Regions from separate parts of the Homo sapiens genome. Here regions 1 and 3 are each linked to region 2. The links are chromatin loops, found by intact Hi-C in ENCODE. Cell type or tissue: CD4-positive, alpha-beta T cell. All regions are shown on one strand.

The links. Peaks named below come from ENCODE experiments on the same cell type or tissue, not always from the same donor. Only the 100,000 strongest peaks of a DNase experiment are listed, where the experiment ranks them.
Region 1: a loop joins it to region 2, with 3 times the contacts of the local background. A loop is called at or near these places in 7 of 110 quality-filtered maps.
Region 3: a loop joins it to region 2, with 2.5 times the contacts of the local background. A loop is called at or near these places in 16 of 110 quality-filtered maps.

The regions. Positions count from the first base shown.
Region 1 is chr22:22,799,379-22,807,378 of GRCh38, reverse strand. It overlaps IGL. Among named protein-coding and RNA genes, the nearest start is that of MIR650, 19 kb to the left of the region's middle. In CD4-positive, alpha-beta T cell, CTCF peaks have their summits at 4,649 and 4,857 (motif pointing left); a DNase peak (open chromatin) is centred at 4,818; H3K27me3 peaks cover 245 bases.
Region 2 is chr22:22,749,665-22,757,664 of GRCh38, reverse strand. It overlaps IGL and the pseudogene IGLV3-15. Among named protein-coding and RNA genes, the nearest start is that of LL22NC03-102D1.18, 42 kb to the right of the region's middle. In CD4-positive, alpha-beta T cell, a CTCF peak has its summit at 3,952 (motif pointing left); DNase peaks (open chromatin) are centred at 3,934, 4,424 and 4,974; H3K27ac peaks cover 1,849 bases.
Region 3 is chr22:22,939,808-22,947,807 of GRCh38, reverse strand. No RefSeq gene overlaps it. Among named protein-coding and RNA genes, the nearest start is that of IGLL5, 56 kb to the right of the region's middle. RefSeq lists a silencer at 545-594 and enhancers at 3,841-4,090, 4,731-4,820, 6,461-6,550. In CD4-positive, alpha-beta T cell, CTCF peaks have their summits at 4,642 and 4,848 (motif pointing right); a DNase peak (open chromatin) is centred at 4,877.

The DNA of each region.
Region 1 (8,000 bases), 50 kb before region 2:
ACTTTGCAGTTTCAGTATTTCTGCTTGGTTCCTTTATAAAACTTGTCATTATTGATATTTCATGCTTGTTCAAACATCATTTCCCTGCTTTCCTTTAGTTCTGTTTCCATGGAGTCCTTTTGCTTTTTGAGCATATACGGGCAGTTCATTTGAAGTGTTTGTGTAGCACGTGCAATGCCTGTGCTTCCTGAGGAATGCATTCAGTTGATTTATTTCTTTCCTTTTAGTGGGTCTTGCTTTCTTTTATGTTTGTCTGCTTTGTAAACTTTTCTTGAGATCTGGGTATTTTGGATGTTATGATATTGTCACTCTCGAAATCAGATTGTCTCTCTTCTCTGCCTTGGCTGATGTTGCTTGCTGAAAGGTGCTGTTATTCAATTGCGTGGTGACATTTCCAAAATATTTTGGTAAGGACCAGCTTCCTTGTCAGAGTGATCCATGCAGTTTCTGTTCAATTATTTCCATGGCCAGAAATTGACCTGACAGAGATTATTTTATGTCTCTCCCTTCATCGGCACATCCCTGAATACTGCAAATGTGGGACAAGATTCTGTTGTTTTATGAGAGTTAATGTCATGACTCTTGCCACTTCAAGTAATTTCACAGGAGGGACCATTTGCTGGAGCTTCGTACTCCACCATCTTCCATGATGCCACTCTGAGAGCAGGTATTCTTGTCTTTTTTGTGCACCAATAAATCTCCATCACCTAAACAGTATATGAGACAGTTTAGTGAACTGGTTTAAATTCATATTTGTTTAATGTGTAAGTAAATGTAATTGAATTTATAATACTTTTTATCCATTTCCCATGAGTCAGGTGCTGTGATAGCAATGTTTTACGTATGCAGTTACCTTTCTTTTAATTTTCATATTTTATTCAATGTGTATGTCTTCAAATTTGTTCATGGATGTCTTAGCCAGATTTATGATTTTTAAAAGCCAAAATATAATGTCTCGCTAAATCTACTGAACCAGTGGAGGGACATCATGTGGTCACCCACTGCTCCCGTGGCATCCATGAGTGTGGCTTTAACTCTGCCTTTTTTTTTTCCTTGATTAGTGTTGGAAAATCATAGGTGACCTTTTGTCAGGAGAATAAAGTATTAAGAACCATGACTGGAAATTTTCCTCTCTCAAAAGAAGCAATGGGAAATTCTACAATTAGTGTTGTTCATTTCAATAGCTCTCTCTCACAGACCTACAAAATAAATACACAAAAAAACAGTAAGAATATATATTTGAACTATTAGCCAACTTAGGCTAATTGAATTCGTAGAAAACTATACCCACAGCAGCAGAATAAACATTGCTATTTCAAATACACAGGGAACATTTTTCATGATACTTCCTATTCTAGGCCACAAAACAAATGTTAACAAATTTGAAAATATGAAGCTCATGCAAGGTATGATTTAATGCAGAATTAACTAATTAAATGGAATTGATACATGATGAACTGTGGTAAATCTTCAATTTTTTGGAAATGAAAGAAGATAAAACTACATATTTCATAAGTCAAAGAAAAAAATCACAACAAAATTAGAAAATACTGAACTTTTAAAACACAAAAACAAATGTATTAAAATTTAAAAAATAGATATAAGTAAGTAGTTTTAAATAAATCTATTGGATTGAATGTTTGGCAGTGGAAAGAAGCAAGATCTAAAATAAACTAAGGTTCTACCTCATAAATCTAAGGAAAAGGAGAGCATTGAAATTCAATTTAAATAGAGAAAAGGTATTAATATAGTTAAGAGCCAAATATCAATGAAATAGAAAACAGGAAAACAACAGAAAACCTCAAAAAGTGACTTAAAAAATACAATCTATGGATATGTTCCTTGTTTTTCTTTCCCTTTCTCTGTCTCTGTTTTTGATTGCTTTAAAAAATGGTTCCTTTCTATCTTCATGCCGGCTTAAGTGATGGTTAATTTTAAGTGGCACATTGACTAGGATGTGGTTCCAGGTTGATTTTGTCCAGTACAAACATAGAAGTTTATGTGAAGATATTTTCCAGATGTGACTCACATTTAACTCAGTAGACTTTGTATAAGCAGATTACTCATCACAATGCGGTGGGCCTCATTCATGAGTAGAAAGTGTATAGAGCAGGCCAGGCCTGGTGGCTCACACCTGTAATCCCAGCACTTTGGGAGGCCAAGGAGGCAGGAGGATCACTTGAGGCCAGGAGTTCGAGACCAGCCTGGTCATCATGGAGAAAGCCGGTCTCTACTAAAAATACAAAAATTAGGTGGATGTGATGGTGCACACCTGTAATCCCAGCTACCTGGGAGGATGAGGCACAAGAATCACTTGAAGCTGGGAGGTGGCGATTGCAGTGAGCTGAGATCACACCACTGTAACCCAGCCTGGGTGACAGAGTGAGACTCTGTCTCACAAAAAAAAAAAAAAAAAAAAAGAAAGTGTTTAGGTGTTTAGAGCAAAGAGTGAGGATTTCTTAAGTCCTGTATTGCTGAATTCAGGCTCAGGACGCAACATCAACTCTTACCTGCATTTCCAGCCTTCAGCCTGCCCAAGAGATTTTTATCCTTGTCAGACAGGACAATCCTATGAACCAATTTCTTCTTTTAAGTTTCTCTCTCTCTCTCGATATGCTCACATACATGCATGTGTATATACACATATGTATGTTATACACACATATATATCTTACCAATTTTGTTTCTGTGGATAACCCTAATGTAGCTTATTCGCTCTAATTCTTTTTTGATCAAAAGGTTTGATTTAATGACTACTTTAAGGTTTATGTATATAGAGATCTTATGAAAATCTACCTGCAGTTGTTACACATTCCCATATGAGACCTTGATAACATGTTCTTCACCCACCACAGATTTTGTGCTGTCTTTGTCATATAATTTGCCTTTATTTTCATTATAAATCACAATGTATTTTATTAATTTATCTTTGATCAGTGAACTGTATTTTATTGGCATTAACATAATACAGAGGTTTTCACAAGTATCTATGTAGTTACTGTACCTGATATTTAATTTTTTTATTTCCTTTTTTTTTTTTTAATAGAGACAGATTCTTAATATGTTGCCCAGGCTGGACTGCAGTGGTATGATCATACCTCACATCAGCCTCAAACTCCTGTGCTCAAGCAATACTCCTGCCTCAGTCTCCCAAAGTGCTGAAATTACAGACATGAGCCACTGGGCCCAGCCTGATGTTTTCACTTTTTTGTGTAAATTCACATTTCAATGTGACATCACTTTCCTTCTGTCTAGGGATATCCTTTACCCTTCTAATAGCAACAGTCTGGTGGTGAACAATTCTGTGAGTTTTTAAATGTCAGCAAAACTTTCATTTATTCACCATTTTTGAAAAATACTGCATGAAGGGGAATATGGGGAAAAGTGAATTTTAAAAATAGACCAAGATTTGATTAAGCTTTTCACCAAAGAAGATATACAGATAACAAGCACCTGAAAAGATGCTCAGCCTGATGTTGCTAAGAAAATACAAGTTAAAAAATTAATAAGAATCGCTACAGATCTATTAGAGTGGCTTTAAACAAAAACTGACAATAATATTGAGTGTTAATGAGGATGCACACAACTACAGTTCTCATAAATGGCTGGGGACATGTCAAGATCCATGTTGCCTCCTCAGGCAGAGCCCCATGACAGTCCCCTGAGGCAGGGGTGCAGGGTGCAATGGCACTCACTGGATGCAGTCATCTCAGCCCGACCCCTCTCTCAGGGCCGTTTTCCTGCCTGGGCTGTTCTGGTCTCTCCCAGTGTAGTCCCCACAGGCTGGTGTGGTGGAAACAGATTGATGACTTATCAAAATGGCCTCAATCATGGCCTGCATCTGCCTCTGCCTAAGGGTGTCTTGAGGGAGGACATCTGGGATGATGAAATTTGAAAGGGGGAGAGTCAACATTCTCAGGGTCAATGGAGATGACATAGGGCTTCTCACTCTCAGTCCTTGAAGAGGAAGGGGAGGGGGTATGTTTTGGCCTCACTTCTTGGTCTGTGTCACTGTGGCTCACCCATCCTCACCATCAAACATGTGGCTCTCTCCACAGTGATACTCGGCCTCATCCTCAGATTGGAGGTTGAAGATAATTAAGTAGCATTCAGCCCCAGGGCTGGAGCCCAATAAGTGACTGGGGATCCTGTTCCCCTTGCTGTTGCTGCCATTACTCTTAACCTCCATTATACACTAGGGGGACCTCCTTGGTCTCTGTTGATACTATTCACTGGTGTAGGTGACCTTGGCTGAGGCTCACAGCCAGGCAGATGCAGACGGGGGCTGGGTCAGCACAGACAGAGCACAGAGACCTGGAAACATATAATTTCATGAATGATGCTGAATGCACAGGAGAACTGGAAAGAATGCCACTGAGGACCAGTGCTGGGGGGAAATAGCAGTGAAAGGGTTTCCCTGAATTCTCTGGATGCTCCAACCTGTGGAGAATATGAAGGGCAGGAGGTAGAAGGAGACACAGGCCGTGGTGGGAGGCACTTCCGAGAGCTCTGATCGAGGCTGCCCAGTGGAGCCTGGACACAACCAGCTCCTATCTTATCCTCTTCTTGAAGCTCAAGAAGGAAGGAGCATTGAATCCAAATCTGTTCTCTATTCCCAAGCGTGTCTGTCTGAGCTCATAGCTGAGCCCTGGAGCTGATGGCCTCAGGGTAGTCATTTCTCAAAGGCAGGAGAAGGGCCAAGTGGGTGTCAGGAGTGGAGAGTGGATTGTACTCAAAAAGACTGGACCTGAAAGGAAACATCAGTCACACCCTTTGCACGTGAGCTCTACTGGGGGACTTGGAGCTATTAGCATCCCCAAACAATACACCCACAGTGCCTCCTGCTGTCCACAGGAGGAATGCCATCCTCCATGTATCACTAGATTATGCAAAACAACTACTTATGAGACCTTAATATATTCAGAGTCTTTGGTGAGTGTTTTATAGGCACAACCATGACTGGATATTTATAATAACCCTTCCTCAGCCCTATGCTTATGGCATAACCTCTCCTCAAGTTTACTGATGACAGAACCAACATTGAAAGATTACACAATGACAGAAGTGAGTGGAGTCAAGATTCCATGCAGGAGATGCACCTCAGAGCCTGAACTTCAGCTTCTTCCTGCCCTGCTTCCTTTCTTCCCATGAGTCTCCTCCTCCCACCTCATCCCAGGACCCCGGACCCCTCTGATCACAACCCTCTCTTCTTTAATCAGGTGCACTGTCTTTGATGGGTTCTGTGGACAGAGGTAGGGACACTTCCTCTGTTCACCCCATGACAGATAACAAAAAAGCACATGTCAGCAGTGACACTGGGACATCCAGATGTCTGCTTGGCTCCTTGTGCCAGTCATATCCCCAGAAAAATTTGGGATCAGGATTTTATTTCTAAGAAGGTCAAGGCTGTTGAATTAGGACAGCTGTAACACTAGATACTGAAGTCTTTTAATTTAATAAACATAATTGACAAGAAAGTATTCCTTAATTAATATTCTAAGTATATGTATTAGTTTTCAGACCTAGGACTGTTGAGGCTGTGATGAAAGTAATTCAATCACAACATGATGTTGTATTATAAATAGAAAAGACGTGTGAAGTCCTGCGATGATCTCGGAGACAGACAGAAGTCTCTATGTGCTGATTTCCTGGAGTTTGGTCTAAAGAGACAACTGAGATAAGATGAGGCCACAGGTCACCAATACGCCTGCTCCTGTACCTGGCTGAGCACATCACTCGCAGTTCCTCCACACGCTTACCAACCTAAGAATCCACTCCTCCTGTCACTGGGCATCTCAGGGTCTCCTCCCAGGACCCTGCCGGCCACTCATGCAGGCCAGTTCCTTTTCTTGTGGGTCCTGATGCAGCATTGGATGTAACTTGCTAAGACTATCCTGGGAGATGGACACATCACCAGAATGTGTTCCAGGAGAACTACAGCAAAACCACTTTGTCTTGTCCAGATTCGCTGTGATGCACATTACTCTCCCAGTTGCATCTCTAGAACTGGCCTTGTTTGTAAATTCCTGATTCTGGGAAGAAGCACCCAGTTCTGCAGAAACTGTCAAGGTGATCTGCCCAAAGTGAACAATCAGTTTGTGACCTGTGACCGTGCACAGTGGGCAGTGTGGAGGTTGAGATGGGCATGGGGGGACTGCCAGTCAATAGGGCAGGTCTTGTGCCACTGAGGGGAGGAGACCCTGGGGAGAGAGAGCAGGGGCATCTCCCACTGTTTTCCTGTAAGTCAGTCCACTGAGGCACAAAAGCGAGTTGAATAAGATCTTAAGATGCAAAGACCACAGCAGAGCTGGGGCTCAGGACAGTCAGGACCTGCAGCTTTAGGAGAAAAGCTGATAAGCCTAGTGTCCCAGGGAGACTGTCAGGGAGGCAGCTGCATTTAGCCCCACCCACTGGAGAAAGATTCTTGATTCCATGAATCAAGAATTTCCAGCCTGGCTGGGAGCCCATGGAAGCAACTCTTATCCATGTGTCAGGGATTTGCTCACTCTGGTGATGGCCAGAGAGCATGGGTGGATCCTGGATATTCAGGGAATATTGACAGCTGGCCCATGACAGAGACAATGTTACAAATTTACATTGTAGGCTCCCCCCCGCCGAATTGATATTGAAGTCCTCAGCCCCAGAACCTCAAAATGGGATCTTATATGGGAATGGGGTGGTTACAGATGTAATGGGTTAACATGACATCATACTGAAGTAGAGTGGGCTCCCAATCCAACAGGAGCGGTGTTGTTATAAAAGGGGGAAATGGCTGAATGCAGTGGCTCAGGCTTGTAATCCCAGCACTTTGGGAGGCTGAGGCAGGTGGATCACCTGAGGTCAGGAATTCGAGACCAACCTGGCCAACCTGATGAAACCCCATCTTTACTAAAAATATGAAAATTAGCTGAAGGTGGTGGCAGGCATCTGTAATCCCAGCTACTTGGGAGGCTGAGGCAGGAGAATCACTTGAACCTGGGAGGCAGAGGTTGCAGTGAGCCAAGGTCATGCCACTGCACTCCAGCCTGGGCGACAGAGCGAGATTCGATCTCAAAACAAAACAACAACAGCAAAAAACAAACAAACAAAAAACCGAGGAAACATGGTCAGAGACACACATAGGGAAAATGCCATATGAACATGGAGGCAGAGATTGGGGTGTTTGTCTGTAATTCAGGGAACAGCACATCCTTCCAGAAGCACCTGAAGCCAGGGAGATGCACAGAACAGGCCCTCGCTCAGCCTCAGAAGAAACCAACCCTGCCAACACCTTGATCTCAGATTCTAACATCACCTACAGATTAGTGGAGAAGACATTTCTTTTCTCTGAGCATCCAGTCTGTGCTACTTTATTATGGTAACCCTGGCAAAATAACACAGACGCCCCGAGGAATGCTGTGTTCAGAGAATCCCCTGTAGGGCTGGGCTCTTTGCAGATGCTTTGGTCTCTATCATCACAATCCTTTGGGGAGAGGCCTCCCTGTCCTGTGTTTTCCTCCCGTACAGTGCCCGAATTTCCTCTCAAGGAGCCTGTCCCAGCCCCACAGGCAGCAAATAGTGTCTCCTGTGACCTTAGACACCTCCCTTCCATGCCTGCCCCCTCGGGGCCCTGGCAGGATTTCTGATCAGACTCACAGGCCTCTCTCAAGGTTGTGGCTGTCAGCTGAGGAATGCGGCCCTGGGCAGGGAGGGATGGCCCAGGACCATGGGGCCAGAAAGCCTTCAACAGCCTTCAGATGAGCTTAGCAGCCTCTCCCCACCTGGCTGGCTACACCTCCTCCTCATGGATGAAGTTGCAATCCTTGGTTCTACAAACTCCCCCACTTTCCTCCCTGGCTGACTTGCCTGAAAACAGCTTCTGAGACATGGGGGGGAGTTGGCAGGAGAACACCTGGGGATGCTTGCCTCAGCTCCTGGGCCTCTATTTTAAATCATTTTAATCTCTCTTATTTCGAACAATCTAAAACCCTCGGCACTGCCTTTCCTCCATCTGAGGTCTA
Region 2 (8,000 bases):
AATGGTACGCAGCAGTTTGGGATGGCCCCAGCAGATGAAATACAACAGGGTCGGTGTGAGACTTCTGGATTTCCTCTGTGTCCCCTGGCTGGGATCCAGACAGCCTCAGGCCTGGAGGGGCACAAACCTGAAAACAAAAAGAAGTCCGGAAAGTCCTCTTGCTCAGGATTGAAGATAGGAAAAGAAGCTTGTTTGGCTCAAAGTGAAGGCTCAGTCCCCTGCACAAGCAGGTGGTTCACACCTGTGTTCTCATCTCTCTTACACCAGCGCCTCTCCCTGGGTTCACACCAATGTCCTATGGATGGAGATGGGGCTTCCTGCACCAGGTCACTCCTCAGCCACTGTAACCTGAAGGGGTGCAGACCAGCACTGTTCATTCACAATATGATGTGAGCCTCATGGAAATCTGAATGTCTAGTCATCGCATTAAAAATACAAAGGGAAGAAGTAAATGAGTTAAATAATTTACTTTATTTACCTAGCATATCAAAATAGTATCACTTTCATATGCAATCTAAGTACAATTATTTGAGACATCTTATATATATACTTTGCATGGCAAGTGTTATTATTTTTTGAAGAATCTTTATGTGGAGATTGTGTGGCTGATGGAGATGTGAATGGGTTTCCTGTTGACAAGGGTGGGCTGTGGTGGCTTTTTAAGTGTCAACTTTGATAGGCTGAAGGAGGGGTGGAAAGAATGATTTTTTGCACAGAATGTGGAGGGTGGAGGTGGGCAGTGTCCATCCTGCAGCTCACCCTGCAGGTGCATCTGTGGTCCCTGCATGGGATGAGGCTGCTCCTCCTGCCCCAGGTTTCCCTGCAGGGAGATCTGACTCCAACTCTCCCTCAGACCCCACAGTGCCTGGCATGCCAGGGCCCTTTTCATTCCATACAAATGCAAGAAACACTCAGATCTCATTGGGCATTTGCAAACTCACAATGATCATTAGGAATAAACTGGTGCTTTCTGGTATACTGTGGCCTCCTGAGGTTCCTGATGGCTCACGTTCGGGATGACTGGTTATGTTATTTTGGGATGCCTGGAAGCAGACTCTGAGATGGAGCTTTGCTTTCACAGTAGGTGTGAAACTAAGTGAGGGAGGCAACACCGGGCACAAGGACACTCTGACCCACATTGAGTCTTCTACCATCCCAATAAGGAGCTGTGAAGCTGGGAGGATTTTCTGTTTCTCCCATATTGAAAGGGAGTCTTGAGAGCTTCACCTCAGGCAGTTATGAAACCACACCTTGCTAAGAAGGGGCATAAACCTGGAGGAGACAGTTTTCTCTGCTGACAGCCCTTCTCAGTGAGGGCACAGCTCTGAGCTGCCAGAGCTACCAGCAGTGCTGGGTGGGTGAGCTCAGAAGAGGGAATATGGGTGGATCCCACAGTGTCCACTCCACTGGTTTTCCTGAAGAGAATGGCAGGATGCCACGGGAACGTGAGCTGGGCAGTTCTGGAAACTGACTCAGGATATTCAGCCCAAGGACTAGCCTTCACCCCCTATGGAAATCCAGAGCCCAACTAAGCATGTCGACCTTGGTCTGATCTTCCAACCAGGCCCCACTTCCCCAAATCACAACTGATTCCTCCACACCTCAATATATCCTGGTCATCTCAGCCCTAAATTCACTCTTGATGCCCCCTCTGCAGAGCCTGCCTGGAGGGCCTGTGGAAAGGGCAGCCTGGGGGTCTCACATCCAGGTTAACTGGGCAACACACACTCATGGCTTTGTCCACTGTCTTCCTGGGCTGGAGGACAAGAGTGACACCAATGGAAGAGGTTTTTGTGTTTTGCTCCTTCATCTCCCTGTGTCACTGTGGGATGAGGAGTGCTAATGTCCCACATCTTACAGTAATAGCCTTGTCCCCACCCTGGGTCCTGTTGATGGTCAGGGTGGCCACGTTCCCCAAGTTGGAGCCAGAGAATCTCTCAGAGATCCCTGAAGGCCGCCCGCTATCCCCATAGATGACCCACACACGGGCCTGGCTGGCTTCTGCTGGTACCATTGAGCACTTTTACTTCCAATACTGCTTTCCCCACAGGTGATCCTGGTCATCTGTCCTGGGGCCACTGACGCTGAGGGTGACTGTGTCAGCTCATAGGTGACAGAGCCTACAAGGAAAGAAAAGGGGACAGAAAAAACTTGAAACTGAGGGTCTCAACCCAAGGATATCTGGCTACTTGCCAGGGCTGGAGTGAGCCCCAGGAATAAAAGAGCTCTCAGGGCACCTATGAGCACAGGAGCACAGAGTGGGGGCATTTCACCCCAACCAGCCCCTCCCCCTGCAGCAGGGTCACGAGCATCCTGCCCACCACACACAGGGCCCTGCTGAGCTCAGACTGACGGCCAGGCTGAACCTGGAGGCCTGGGGCTGGGCAGGTGGGTGAGACCCTGGGGGCAGCACCTGTGCAGTGAGTCAGGAGACCAAGGAAAAGAGGGGCCAGGCCATGGCTGAAGTGCCTCCAATGCTGCTTCTCAAGTCTGAGGCTGGGCAGGCTCCTCCCAGGTCTCTCAACCCCTTGTTGGAGAGAAGGGTCCATGATGCCAATCAGCAGAGTCAGGGGCTGCTGCTGGAGGAGCCTTGTGATTTCGAGAAGGGCACAGCCCCAAGGGACCCAAAGAGGTTAGGGGTGACCTTGCCCTCCCACCCTTTGCCCACAGGATCTCCTTTATGAATTGATTCCATATTCTCTGCACACATCCCCACATCACACTGTGCTCAGCCTCACTCCTGGGCTCCCTTGGTCACAGCAGAGCTCAGAGGTGACTTTGTCTGTATTTACAAAGGAATATGAAGTCCCTCCTATGGGATGGGTTTTGACCTGGTCTGGGAGGTGACCATAGAGTCATGCTGGTAACTGTGGAATTATCTGGGGTCCCCAGTCCCCTCCTCCATTCTATCTTGGCTCTGGAGGGAGGTATTTCATTTTGGTCTAGGCCTCTAATGTGTCCTATCATAAATATTTTATGTTAGAGAGGACATTTCTGGTGTAGGTCTAAATCTATTTTTAGACAGTACTTTCCAGAACCCAATGCAAGTTCCCTCTTCGTCTCCACTGTACAGGTGATAATGCACACCTTGGACAGGTGCGGGTCCCACCACAGCCCACAACCTCTGAGTGATAGAGGTCAATGAAATTCCTTATTTGCCAAGTGCGCACAGAGTGTTGGAAGATCCATGAGATGCTGGAAGTTTCTGCCTTGGCTGTGAGCTTCTAGGTAGGTCATTGCTGCTGTGCCTCAGTATCTCCAGGATGCTGTCAGGACCAGGGACAGATGAGGAGGTGAAGGAAATGTTTGCTCCATGAGAGAATGAGAGGGGGCTGCAAACTCCAAGATCCCCAGAAGTGAATGTTTATTATAAATATGATGTCTCCAGTTGCTGGGGAAAATGTATCAATGGATAAGAACTTAAGTCAACTAAAGGTTAATGAGCAACTATTTTGTGACTCACCAGGAAATCAAGAGCTGTGATTTGGCAGCTTCCCCAGGAGAGAGTCGGGAAAGACCAGGGACGGTGGATGTGGAGGGGCAGCTAGGAAGTTAGAAGCCAGCCACTATGTCTGCAGGACAGGGGTTCCCAGATCAAATGGGAGTAGGGGGATACCTGTGACCTCAGAGAGGACACTGCACATGAGGGGGATGCAGTTTTAGCACAACTGGGTGTGGAGGAGGGGGCGTTGTGAGAAGTCAAGTGCCTGGATCTGTGTCAGACAAAGAGTCAGCATGCAAAAGAGCTGAAGACAAAATGTGATTCTAGAATTTTTACATCAGTGTCAAGGACAATACTCTAGGACAATAAAGACCCTTTCCCTCTAAATCTGAGGTGGTGGTCACTGGCTCTTACTGCATGTCAGCATCTCCCTATCACCCAGGCCTGCCCCATCCCCAGGTCGCTTTGCCAGTTGATTCTCTGCTTCCCCCTGGTGGCTGCTCCACACTGTCGGCTGGGAGCTCAGGGACTTCCGGGGTCTAGGTGTGGATTCAGAACCTGCTGCTCAGGTCCTTGATGCCCTGATCTGTGGACGGCTGGTGCCAGGGGAGGAAGTCCTCTTCTCTGTGTGGCCCCTGCCTGACTCAAGACCAGGTACAAGGGGCTCAGCTTACCCAAGAAAATGCAAATATATATATATAGAGAAACAGTGAAACAAACCCCAATCATATTGGAGAACAGTAACTTGTAAACCTGTAACAGGCATTGTGAGGGGAAGAGCTGGCTCAACACCCTGCAGTGAAGAGTCTGCTCTGTGTGGGGACTGGAAAGGATAGCGGAAACCTGAGGGATCTGGGACCCAGATCAGTCCCTGTCTGATGTGATATCACCTTGTAAATGAAGAGCTGGAGGCAGATGTGTTGTGCAGTCGGGTGTAAGGTGGAGAATTTCCTGTTTATGCTCAGGTGATCTGTGAGGGGCTGGGCACACACACCCCCTCGTGGTCCACAGGATGCAGTTGCTGATGCTGGGACTGGTTAGATACAGGTGCGCTCAGATAGGCCCTTCACCTGTCCCTGTTTGCCTGGGGCTGAAGCCACTCAGGGGCGGTGGCTAACCTGCCTCAGCCGTCCTCCCAGTGCTCACCTTGCAGCCATAAGGAAATTAAGCTTCTGTCTCTTCCATTGATCCTGGGTCATGCTCAATGCACCCAGCACAGACAGGTTGACTGTTTTCTGGAATGTTCTCTGGGAGTTCCCCAATTAACTCAGCCATGCAGAGCAGAAGACGCGGCACCCCTTTCAGGGGCCACCTGATTGTTCCCAGGCTCTTACTCCAGAGGAAGACAAAGCCCTTGGCATAGCTGGGGTGTCTCCTGTGCCGGTGGGTAGGTGTTTGCAGAGAACAGGTTTCCTTGAATGTCACCATGCTTCCCAGCATTTTAACATGTGACAGCAATGCATCAGTAACATTTTTTGGCTCATGAATCTGGATAGAGAAGCAGCTGTTTGCCAGGTTATTACACAAAAACCTTTGCGCAACATTTGCTGTGCCTTCCATGTGCTGACTCATCACATGTGGCAGCGTGGTCTTTCCCATGCTTCTTCCTGCTCCTGGTTCAGGCCTTGTTCCTTCCACACCAGGGCATCCCTACGTCCTCATCAACCCTGTATTGTTCCTGCTCTGGGCAAAGCCTTCAGCGAATAATTAACCTGCTTCCTCAGTCTGTTCCCTCAAAGTCACTTTGTGAAGCTGAATTTCTACCTCAGTTTACTGTGAGTCAGTGGCTGTTAAAAGTCATCCTCTCCTTCACCTGTGTAATGGCTGTGATTGGCAGTGAAGGTCTTCTTACAGAGCACCTGCTGAATGCTAGTGGCTGGGTGCTGGAGATTCAGTACTGGAAATTCCATCTGCAGAATAAACAGTTCCCTCAACTTCTAAATCCATCAATAGGTACTGCCCACACACACATTGGTGGGTAGGGCCATCATCAGCTGCTATCTTCCCTCTATCAACTCAGTGCCCAAAAGTCGTAACACCCTTCCCCTTGATAGTGAAAATATCAAATGGACCCATCACTTGAGCAAGGTCCTACTGCACACAATGAACCTGGTCCAACTGTGCACCAGAGACTTGAGCTTTTCTTGTGGAACTTTTGTTGGGTTCCAAGGAATACTGTTTGAAAAATGTTGGGTCAGAGAGAAATAACATCCAATTGTCTGCATGAAAACTTAAGGGTCTTGGCTGGTAAGGAAACTAAACAACCATAAGAGACATTCGTGTGCAACTGGGAAACATGACCACAGTCTGCATAAAAGAGAGCTGTTAGTATCCTCACTTGTGATAACGAGAGAGACAGAGACCCCAGTATGGCCTTGTCCACAGTTGTCCCAACCAGAAACAGTATATATATATATATATATATATATATATATATATATGCTGATGGCAATAATCTGTAAACTTCAGTGTGTACACATGATTTCATGATTAAACCAGTTGTACTTTTTTTTTAAGGTGGCATGGACCCAAAGAGTGAGCAGCAGCGAGATTTTTTGTGAAGAGTGAAATAACAAAGCTTCTACAATGTGGAAGGGGACCCGAGCAGGTCACCCTAAACCAGTTGTACTTTTAAAGAAGGAAATAAAAAGACTGAGACATCCTAGTGAGAAAAGAAAGCCCAATAAATGTGGCCCTAGAGACTGGAATCAGACATCTCTCCTGGAAAAGGGCATCACCCTCACCCAGCAGGACCCTCCCTTCACACCTGCAGCCCTGGGACATGCAGCAGAGGCGCAGGTCCTGGGCCTGGCATCAAGGGTTTCTTAGTGAGCTCCTCAGAAAGCAGCCCAGAGCCCAAAGATAAACTCCAAACTATCAGGGCGCTGGGGGCACATCCAGTCAGGACTGACCTACCTGGGGAAGGTGATGGGACTTTGGGGGCCATGGGAGGTCAGTGTGCCCCAAACACAGTTCCCAGGTGGGACCAAAGGTAGTGTCTGTGCTTCCTCTTCAGTTTCTGAGAAATATCAGTACAGAAAGGGCCCTGAGGCCAAAAGGGGCTGGGTCTCCAGTCCTTGTCAGGCATCAGGCAACCTATTAGAATGTGGGGGTCAACTCATCTGGAAACCAGAGGAGACACAGCCCCTGGGGCTTCCACTGAGCTGGTTTTACCCAAGGAAAGGAGAAATTCTGCAGGACTGTGCCCTCTGCGACAGCTCTCTCCTCCCCTGCATGACGTATGATTACAACTGGGACCATGTGCTTTTGTGTGGATTCCTAAACTGTTCATGTACACCACAAACCTGACAAAGGTCCTGGCAGCTCTGACCACCTTCACCCTGTCCACTTCTCATTGGACACATGCAGGCCCTGAGAGGATGGAGAAGCTGCTCAGAACCTCCAGCCCCTCAGGGGCCAGGTTAAGACCAGAGAGGACACCTGACCCTGAGGCCTGACCTATAGCTGCTCAGAGGGCAGGTGAGAATGAGAGGCAGGCCGAGGTGGGACAGTACTGTGGCTAGTCCCTATCTCTCTGTGTTACTATGAGTCCCTGCCAGCTGCTCCCACTGTTATTATCTGCAGTATAGTAATAGTCAGCCTTGTCGCGGGCCTGGGCCCCACTAATGGTCATGGTGGCCATGTTCCTTGATTTGGAGCCTAAGAATTGGGCAGAGGTCCCTGAGGGTCACTTGCTGTTATACCAGATTACAAGCACCGAGGCCTGGCCTGGCATCTGCTGGTTCCTAAGTGTATGTTTATCCTGAGTTTATCTCCAGAGCATGTGATCATGGTTGTCAGTCTCAGGGCCACCAAGACTGAGAGCAGCTGTCTCTGTATGTAGGAGGCACAGGCTGAGAGGAGAGGAGAGCAGAGGAGAGGAGAGGAGAGGAGAGGAGAGGAGAGGAGAGGAGAGGAGAGGAGAGGAGGGCTTGAGGATGAAAGGCCCCTTTACAGAAGGTCCCAACCCAGAGCTGAAGTCAGGGTTTGGGAGGCCAATTACAGTGTCATATATTGAGTGGTTTAATGGAGGGTCTTTCACCCTTTGTAAAATGTCTTTTAAAATATTTTCACATTCCTGCCTTATAAATTTTTCACAATTGAAAGAATGTTTCCTCTCTCAATATAAAAATACATTTTTCTCAGTGTTGCTGAAACCTTAACTGGGTAGCAAGATGTGGTTGAGGGGATCCCAGGGTAGGTGGGGACCAAGGATTGGCATTTTATGGCCAATGACACTGTGGTTTGGTTGCCATAATGCATAACTGAGCCAACAAGGAATCAAAATAATCAGACAAGATCGTGGGTGTGGTTTAGGTGGTCCTAGTGTCCCAGACTGGAAGCACGTGAGCAGCCCCCCCCCCTACTTATTTTGTTTTGAATGAGCAGAAAACACCATTTGAGAAAGACTGCGAGGGCTCCTGAGCCTTGGCAGAGGCTCTGTGTGATTGTGGCCACAGAGCTCACCACGAGACTCAAGTTGCTGATATGCTGGATTTCGTCTGAAACACAGTCCCGGGTGGCCATTTTAGGCAGCTCCCCAATCACACGGCAGGGA
Region 3 (8,000 bases), 190 kb before region 2:
GTTATAACAGCCCAAATGGACTAAGACATGGACCATACGTGGGCCTGTAAAACAAGCCTAAACAAATTTCAAAGGACCAAAACATTCCACATATGTTCTGTAAGCAAAATACTAGAAATCAGTCACAAAAATATAACTAGAACATCCTCATATGCTTGGAAATGAGGAAATATGTTCCCAGTGATTTAGAGAGATTCTCAAATTGGAAATTAGGTCACATTTTGAACTAAGCAATAATGAAATCATTACATGAAAACCTTGTGAGATACAGCTAATGTAGTACATAGAGGGAAATTGATTACCTTAAAATATGTATAGAAATTTTATAGAAAATAAGCTGAAAAAGAATGAGCTATGCATAGATCTCAGAAAAATGCAGTAAAATAATCTTGAAAAGTTGAAGGAAATAAGAAAGGGAAGAACAAGTATTAAAGAAGTAGATCATATATTCAGTGGGATGATGCAGCAAGAAAGTGGCAGTTAGTTCCTTTACAATATTACAGAAATTGAAACTGATTCGGTGAATTTATCAAGAACAGAAGAAAGGACTGGGTGGGTGCGGCGGCTCATGTCTGTAATTCCAGCACTTTGGGAGGCTGAGGTGGGCGGATCACTTGAGGTCAGGAGTTCAAGACCAGCGTGACCAACATGGCGAAACCCTGTCTCTACTAAAAATACAAAAAATAAGCCAGGTGTGGTGGCACTCGCCTGTAATCCCAGCTACTCGGGAGGCTGAGGCAGGAGAATCACTTGAACCAGGGAGGCAGAGGTTGCAGTGAGCCAAGATTGCACCACTGCACCACTGCACTTCAGCCTACGTGACAGAGCGAGACTCTATATCAAAACAAAACAAAACAAAATAAAAACAGAAGAAAGAAGGCACAAATCACCCATATCGAGTGTAAACAGGGCTGGGGGCGGGGGGTTGTTTTATAGATGTGGAATACCTAAAATGGGTAATAGAGTCAATTTTAACAACATTATGCCAGTACTTTGAGATGAAATGAGAGTATTCTTAGAAAAATCTAATCAAACACATATATTTGACTCAAGAAGAAGTAGAAAATCTCAGTTCTTCTAAGGGTATTGAATACATAGTGACAAATATTCCCACAAACAAAACTGGGTTAGGCAGGGTGCGGTGGCTCATGCCTGTAATTCCAGCACTTTGGGAGGCTGAGGTGGGTGGATTACTTGAGGTCAGGGGTTTGTGACCAGCCTGGCCAATACAATGAAACCTCTTCTCTACTAAAAATACAAAAATTGGCTGAGTGTGGTTGCACGAGCCTGTAATCCCAGCTACTCCAGAGGCTGAGGCAGGAGAATCACTTGAGCCCAGGAGGTGGAGGTTGCAGTGAGCTGAGATGGCGCTACTGCACTCCAGCCTGGGCCAAAGAGCGAGACTCTGTCTCAAAACAAACAAAAACAACCCCAAAACTGGCTCAGAGAGATTCACTGGTAGGAAATTCCAACCTTACACAAGATCCTCCAGAGAATAAAACAATTCTGAAGAATAAACGATGCCTTAATCACAGTAGTGCCACATATAGTGCTGGCTAGTACATAATGGACAAGTCTGGTCCATGCATTCCAAGGATGCAAAATCGGTTTGACATTAGAAGAATGACAAATTGCAATATTAAAGGAGAAAAAAATCACAATAAAAGATGCAGAAAAAACATTGAATAAAATCTGAAGAATGATTTTCAGAAACTACTTACCATACGAGAAATGTAAAATAACTTCCTTAATCTGGTGAGAGACTCCTGCAAGGAACCTACAGCAGGCATCGTGTTTAATAGTGAACTGTATATAAACATCCTTTGTGACAAGACAAGGATGCCGCATTGTACTGAATACCAGCAGGGAGAGTAAGGTGAAAGAAAAAAATGAAAGGTGTAGGAATTGAGAAGATGGCAACAAAATTGTCACCATTCACAGATGACATGTTTAAATGTGCAGCAAATCCTACAGACTGCACAGATACACTTTTAGAACTATGAGAAAGTGTAGCAAATTTACCAGATCTGATTTCAAATATATAAGCCTATTATTTAATATATTTTTGTACATCAGCAGATGAATGGAAAATAATATTAAAGAGGGATACAATTTACAATCACATTAAAAATATCAGTTGGACTGGGCACAGTGGCTCACACCTGTAATCCCAGCACTTTGGCAGGCTGAGGCGGGTGGATTGTTTGAGCCCAGGAGTTTGAGACCAGCCTGGAAAACATAGCAAGATTCTGTCTCTACCAAAACAATTTCAAATTAAAAATTAGCCAGGCATGGTGGTGCATGCCTGTAGTCCCAGCTACTCAGGAGGCTGAGGTGGGAGGATCACTTGATCTCAGGAATTTGAGGCAGCAGTGAGCCAAAACTGTGCCGCTGCACTCCAGCCTGGGTGACAGAGCCAGACCCTGTCTCTAAACAAAACCGAAACAAACACCTCCCCCGACCCGCTCCCTGCAAAAACTCACAACAAATGTATATCAGTAAACTAGGGGTTCATCTACAGAGATGTCCAAGCTGTTTATGGGGAAAATTGTACAACTTTCTTGAGAATTATTAAAGTATACTAATGGGAAAGACAGAGGATATTCATGGATTGAAAGGTGTCAATTCTTCCCAAACTGGTTAGTAAACTATCCATTCATTCAACGTGCAAAATTCCTGTACATTTTTAGGGGGATAGAAGAGTAGCTGATTCTAGGGAAGAGAAGCTCAGATCTTCTTGACAGAGAGGAGCACCCTCCTCCTTCCTGGTCACCTGGGCAACTTCAAGGTCATGACCAGAGGGAACCTGGGCCCCTCTATCGCCCGCCCAGAATTCTCCCTCTCCTTCCCCAAGCCCAGAAGCCGGCCACGCTGTTCCCAATGGAGGGAGCATTTCCTCTACCATGGACACAGCCCAGGCTCAGCTTCTGCTCTGGGGCACAGAGGGGAGGGGCTCTGAGGGCGGGAATCCTGTGGAGGGGCACAGCTCCCTGTGCTTTCCGGGGGTCGCACTACCCAACCCGGTGGCCCCCTCTTGTCCTGCAATCCCATCCCGGCTCCGGTGGCCCACTTCACCCTCCTCGGCCACCAAGGGTCTCTGCCCCCATGCTAGCAGTGCTGGGAAGGGCCCCAGTCTGTGCAGACTCAAAAGAGTAGGGACCAGGACTGCAACCTCTGAATAAAACCATGGGGAAACTGAGGCTCAGGGAGGCCAAGGTCAACGAGGCAGGAGCAGAATGGGCATCAGGGTGGCAGGGTCTGGTGACCTTCGAGTGACGCCCGGCGGGCTGGGCCTCGCCCTTGGGCTTTACCTGGTTCTCATTTGGTGCCAGATGTCTGTGCTCTCTGGGGATAGGAACATCCCAATCGTCCACAGTTCCAAGGCAGGGTGTGGTTGTGGGGCATGAGATGGTGGCCCTGCTGGGCTGTGCATTAGTCTGGCTGCTCTGGGGAGAACTCAGTTCATAGTAAACCCAAATATAGACGTGTGTCCCTCTAGTTACAGGGTGAGTGTGTGTCCTTGGGAGGCATGATGTATGCACGGGGACATGCAGGGGCTCACTGGCCTGTGTTTGTGAATGAATAACCCAGACAGCCCAGATGTCCATCCACTGGGGATGGGCCGGGACCAGCGTCTATTTGTATGTTGAACCATGGAGCTCTGTCTTATTTATCTAGTTGCATCTCCTAGTACTAGAGATATACATGTAGCAAGTTAGAAGGAGCGTGACAGGTTCCACATGATGTTGTTCAGGTGCATTTGAAAACTGAGAACAAATGCAAACTGCTCAGCATGGTCTGTAAGGCCCCAAGGAACCCCCACCCCCGCCTGCAACCCAGCTCCCTCTACCCCTTCCCTCCCTCACCCCTCCTCTCTTCTTGGATCTGGCCACATGGCCTCCTTGCTGTTTCTGCAATTCGTCAGCAGAGTCTCACCCCAAGGCCTTCGCACTTGCTGTTTCTGCCGCCAGGAGCGCTCCTCCCCAGGCACCTCCACAACTGGCCGGTCCCCTCATTGACTCAGGGGTGTCCCTTCCTGACCATCCAGCTAAACCAGCAGTTGTCACAGTCTCCCGTTTGACCCTGTCTTTTTCGTAAAGAACTCATCACATCACAAATGACAGCATCACGTGGTGTTTGTTCCAGGCCTATGTCACCCAATGGCACTTGGTTCCAGGGCTTGGCCCCCGAGGCCACCACTGGGTCCCCTGGGCATAAAGCCACATCCAGAGCTGTTGAATGGCTGCATGTGGAGTGAGCAGCACTGGGTTTCTCTCAGGGAAAAGGGGGAGGGAAACGGAGGGGAATCTAACCTGATCAGTTGTATTTTCCTCTCAGTAAAAGCCTGTGATAGTTGACAGCAGGCTAGCATTTGTTACTGCTGTGTGTCAATGTTCTTGGCATTTCTGTGTTTTCCTAAAGCCCAGGCAGGCCCTCCCCTCCTATACCCCGTCCCACCTGGCACAGAGGAGAGCCGTTTCTGGGACTCTCTGGCCTGGAAATTCCTCTCCCCCAAGGTGTCTTCTTCCCTCCCGGGGGACCGTGCACCCTGTGTATGTGACAGGTGGGTGTACAAGGGCCCCCAGATCCTCTGCTCCAGCCCCTCCCTTGGGAGAGGGCCCAGCCTCTGGGCTCTGACAGGGCCTCAGGAGCTGGAGTTATTCGGAATCTGAGTACCCGGACCATTGGTGGTGGGTGGAGGGGAGGGCTGTACCACTTTCCTGATGAGGGACCTTGGCCAGGTCACATCCCTCTCTGTGAAAGGAGATAATGATCTTGCCAGACTTGTGCATCCTGGGATTTCCGGATGAAGACTCCTGGGGGTTGTGACTGATAAGACAGAGACCTTCTAGAGAAGGGACAACAGTGGCCACTAGAGGGCGCTATCGACTCTGGCTCTGGCCAGTGCATGTGAGTGGGTGTGAGTGTGTGAATGCGTGTGTGTGTGTGAATGAGTATGAATGTGTGTGGATAAATGTGTGAGCATGAATGGGTATGTAAGTGTGACTGTGTGTGTGTGTGTGTGTGGATGTGTGTGTGTGTGGAGCCCCTTGTACAGGCACAGTTAGGATATGTCAGCCAAGGATGCAGCTGGGATGCCTTCACGTGGTGACATCCCTGTTCAGGTGACACTGCAGTGCACGGTTACCACATGGCTGGACTCCTGAACACTCAGCCATCCTGCTCTGGGGCAATCTTCCTATAGCCTCGAGCTCCCTGCCCCAAGAGTGGTCCTGAGGCTCCTTGGTCTGGGGGTGGGCACAGGACAGTGGAGTCACTCTGGCTCTAGCGCTGGAAGGAGGGGAGGCAGGAGGGGATGGCTGCTCTGCTCAGACCCTGCGTATCCCTCACATTCAATAAACTGGGCTGGGATGTTTAGTGTTGAGCAAGCTTCAGCCACGCATGCCCTGAGGAAGGAACACGTGCAGGGCCTGTGTGAACTGCACTGGGGCCCCCTATCCAGAGAGGAACCCCGGGGCCGGGTAGACTGGGGTGGGGGTGCCAGCTCTCTAACCTCCCCAAAGACCCAAGGGCTCCTCTGCTCAGAGTGGTCAATGTGGAGTCTTGGGGTGCTGGAGCCCAGCACCCTTTGCAGCCTCGGGGTGCTGGTCATGGGGCTGGATCCCAGCTAAGAGGGGACCTCATCAGGGCCAAGTGTGTGTGACAGCATCCTGTGGGGGAGCACTGGGCCTTAAGACTGGCAGCCAGGCTCACAGCTGGACCCATGACAAGTCCTTTGTCCCCTCTGGGCCTCAGTTTTTCTGTGTGGCTGAGTGGTGAGGTCCATTCTCTAAGACTCTTTTGGTGTCCCCCAGACCCCCCTGCCTCCTGGGGCAGCTGGGCTGGGCACCTGGGACCCATGAGGGGCTGACAGCCCAGGATCTGAGACCTGGGCCAGTGCAGAGCTGGGGGCACCAGGCCCTGCTGCTGGAGGTGCTGGGCTGAAGATCCCCCCAGCCTCCCACAGCAAGGGCAGCCACCCCAGGAGAGCCAGGCTGGGGACTGAAGACTTGGGAACTAAGGAGCTAGGGATTATCTGATGCAGGAGGGGCCAAATCTCCTTCCTGGGCTCTGAAGGTGGAGACAGTGGCCACCAACAGGGCCTCTCCAGCCATCCCTCAGCCCCACATGTGCACACCTCACAGACTCCAGCCCACAGACCCCTGACCTGGAATAGCTCTCCCAGCCCCCACTTGCAGCCCTCCTGCCTCCCTAGATCTCCAGAGCAGCCAGAGGCTGAACTCATAGCCCTGAGCCTTCTCCAATGGTGGTGTCAGTAGCAGTGGGGGTGGTTGGTGCTGCCAGAGAGAGACACAGAGCAGCCACGGTGGAGGCTGCGGAGGTGGAGGAGTCTGAGGCCTCCCTGAGGAGGGAGCTTGGGGCCTGGTTCAGGTCACCTCACAGTGGATGCTCTGGGGAGTTTGGAGGAGGCCCTGGGGGCCCCTCTATCTTTCCTATTCTCAGTGTAGAGCTGGGGTCAGGTGGGGCAGGTGGGAGCCCAGTTCCTGTGGATGCCTCTCCTTCCACACCCTCATGGGTACCTTTCGTGGATGCAGGGGGGCCTCTTTGGGCACTCAGCAGGGCAGTTCAGGCTCTCTTCTCTGGAAGTCAGTCTGGGACATGCGTCCAAGGCCTTAGACAGGCATGACCTTTGATCTTTGCAGAGAGGGTCAACCCCAAGTCAGTCACTGGATCCTTGCACAGAGGTGGGGGCGAGGGGCTTTGGCTGTGTCCTGCTCAGAACAGTGAATGACCTGAGCAAAGCAGCCTAATTGTCCAGCTGACTTGGGAAGAGGCTGCCTCAGTGTTGTTGGAGCTGCTTGTTCCCAGTGTGATGCGCACCCAGGTTTATCCACACCTGCATGGATATGTTGTTAAGTGACAACCGTAGAGAATCTTTGTCAGTCTGTCTATTCCTCCTCCTCCTCCTCCTTCTTCTTCTTCCCTTCGTCTTCTTCTTCCTCCTCCTCTTCTTCTTCTTCTTCCTTCTTTCCTCCTCCTCCTCCTTCTTCTTCTCCTTCTCCATCATCATCATCTATCTGCTATGTGAAATGCAAGGCTGAGTCTGGAATTCCAGATACAACCAGTACAGATCTCCAGGCTGCACTGGAAACTTTCTCTTTATACTCTTTTCTTCTTTAATTAGGAAAGAATTCACTATGTTTGAAAAACAAAGTGAAATGATGTGTTGTACAATGACAGGCCCTGGACAAACTGTCACACTGGACTCCAATTGGGTGTTTCTGATGCCCTGCTCCTGGGCAAAACTGCCCATGTGTCAGTGGCAGCAGAGTGGACAGCTGAGTGATGGGACCTCCACACAGTGGGCTTCTAGTCAGCAGTGAAATGAGTAATTCATCAACATCAATATCAAAGAGACAGTGTTGAGAAAGAAGCAAACCATGAAAAATACACATGGTCTTCTTCAATCCGTATGAAGTTCAAAAGCAGGACAAGCTGAAAAACCGTTTGTTGAAGGGCACACACAGGAGGTCAAACTTTAAGGAAAAGGAAAGAGATGATGAATTCCGTGGTTCCTGAGGTCTAGGCAGTATTCCTAGCCCAGGAGGCTAATAGATGTGAAACTCACATCATGTGGAATTCACCATTTTAAAGTGTACAATTGAGTGGCATTTAGTACATTCACGATGTTGTGCAATCATCACTCCTATTATTACTCTGTAAACTTTACAAATTCATCGTATTTATTTATTTAATGGTTGTTACAGTTTGCAACTAAAATAGAAGGAAATACATCAAAATATTAGCAGTGGCTCTTCTGGGTGAAGTACAAGGGGCAAATTGTTTTCTCCTGTTTGTTTTTCTGTACACGTTGTTTACTGTGTCACATTGTTTACTGTGAATAGTTACTATTTGAAACTAAAGATCAAGGGCGATAAACTGTATTTTAAGAGGAAGTCAGAAAACAAACAAGGTGGCCCTCTCGTATGCTGTGCTGACACCTGTGTCCCTGTAGCCTCAACTACGCCTGTTGCCCC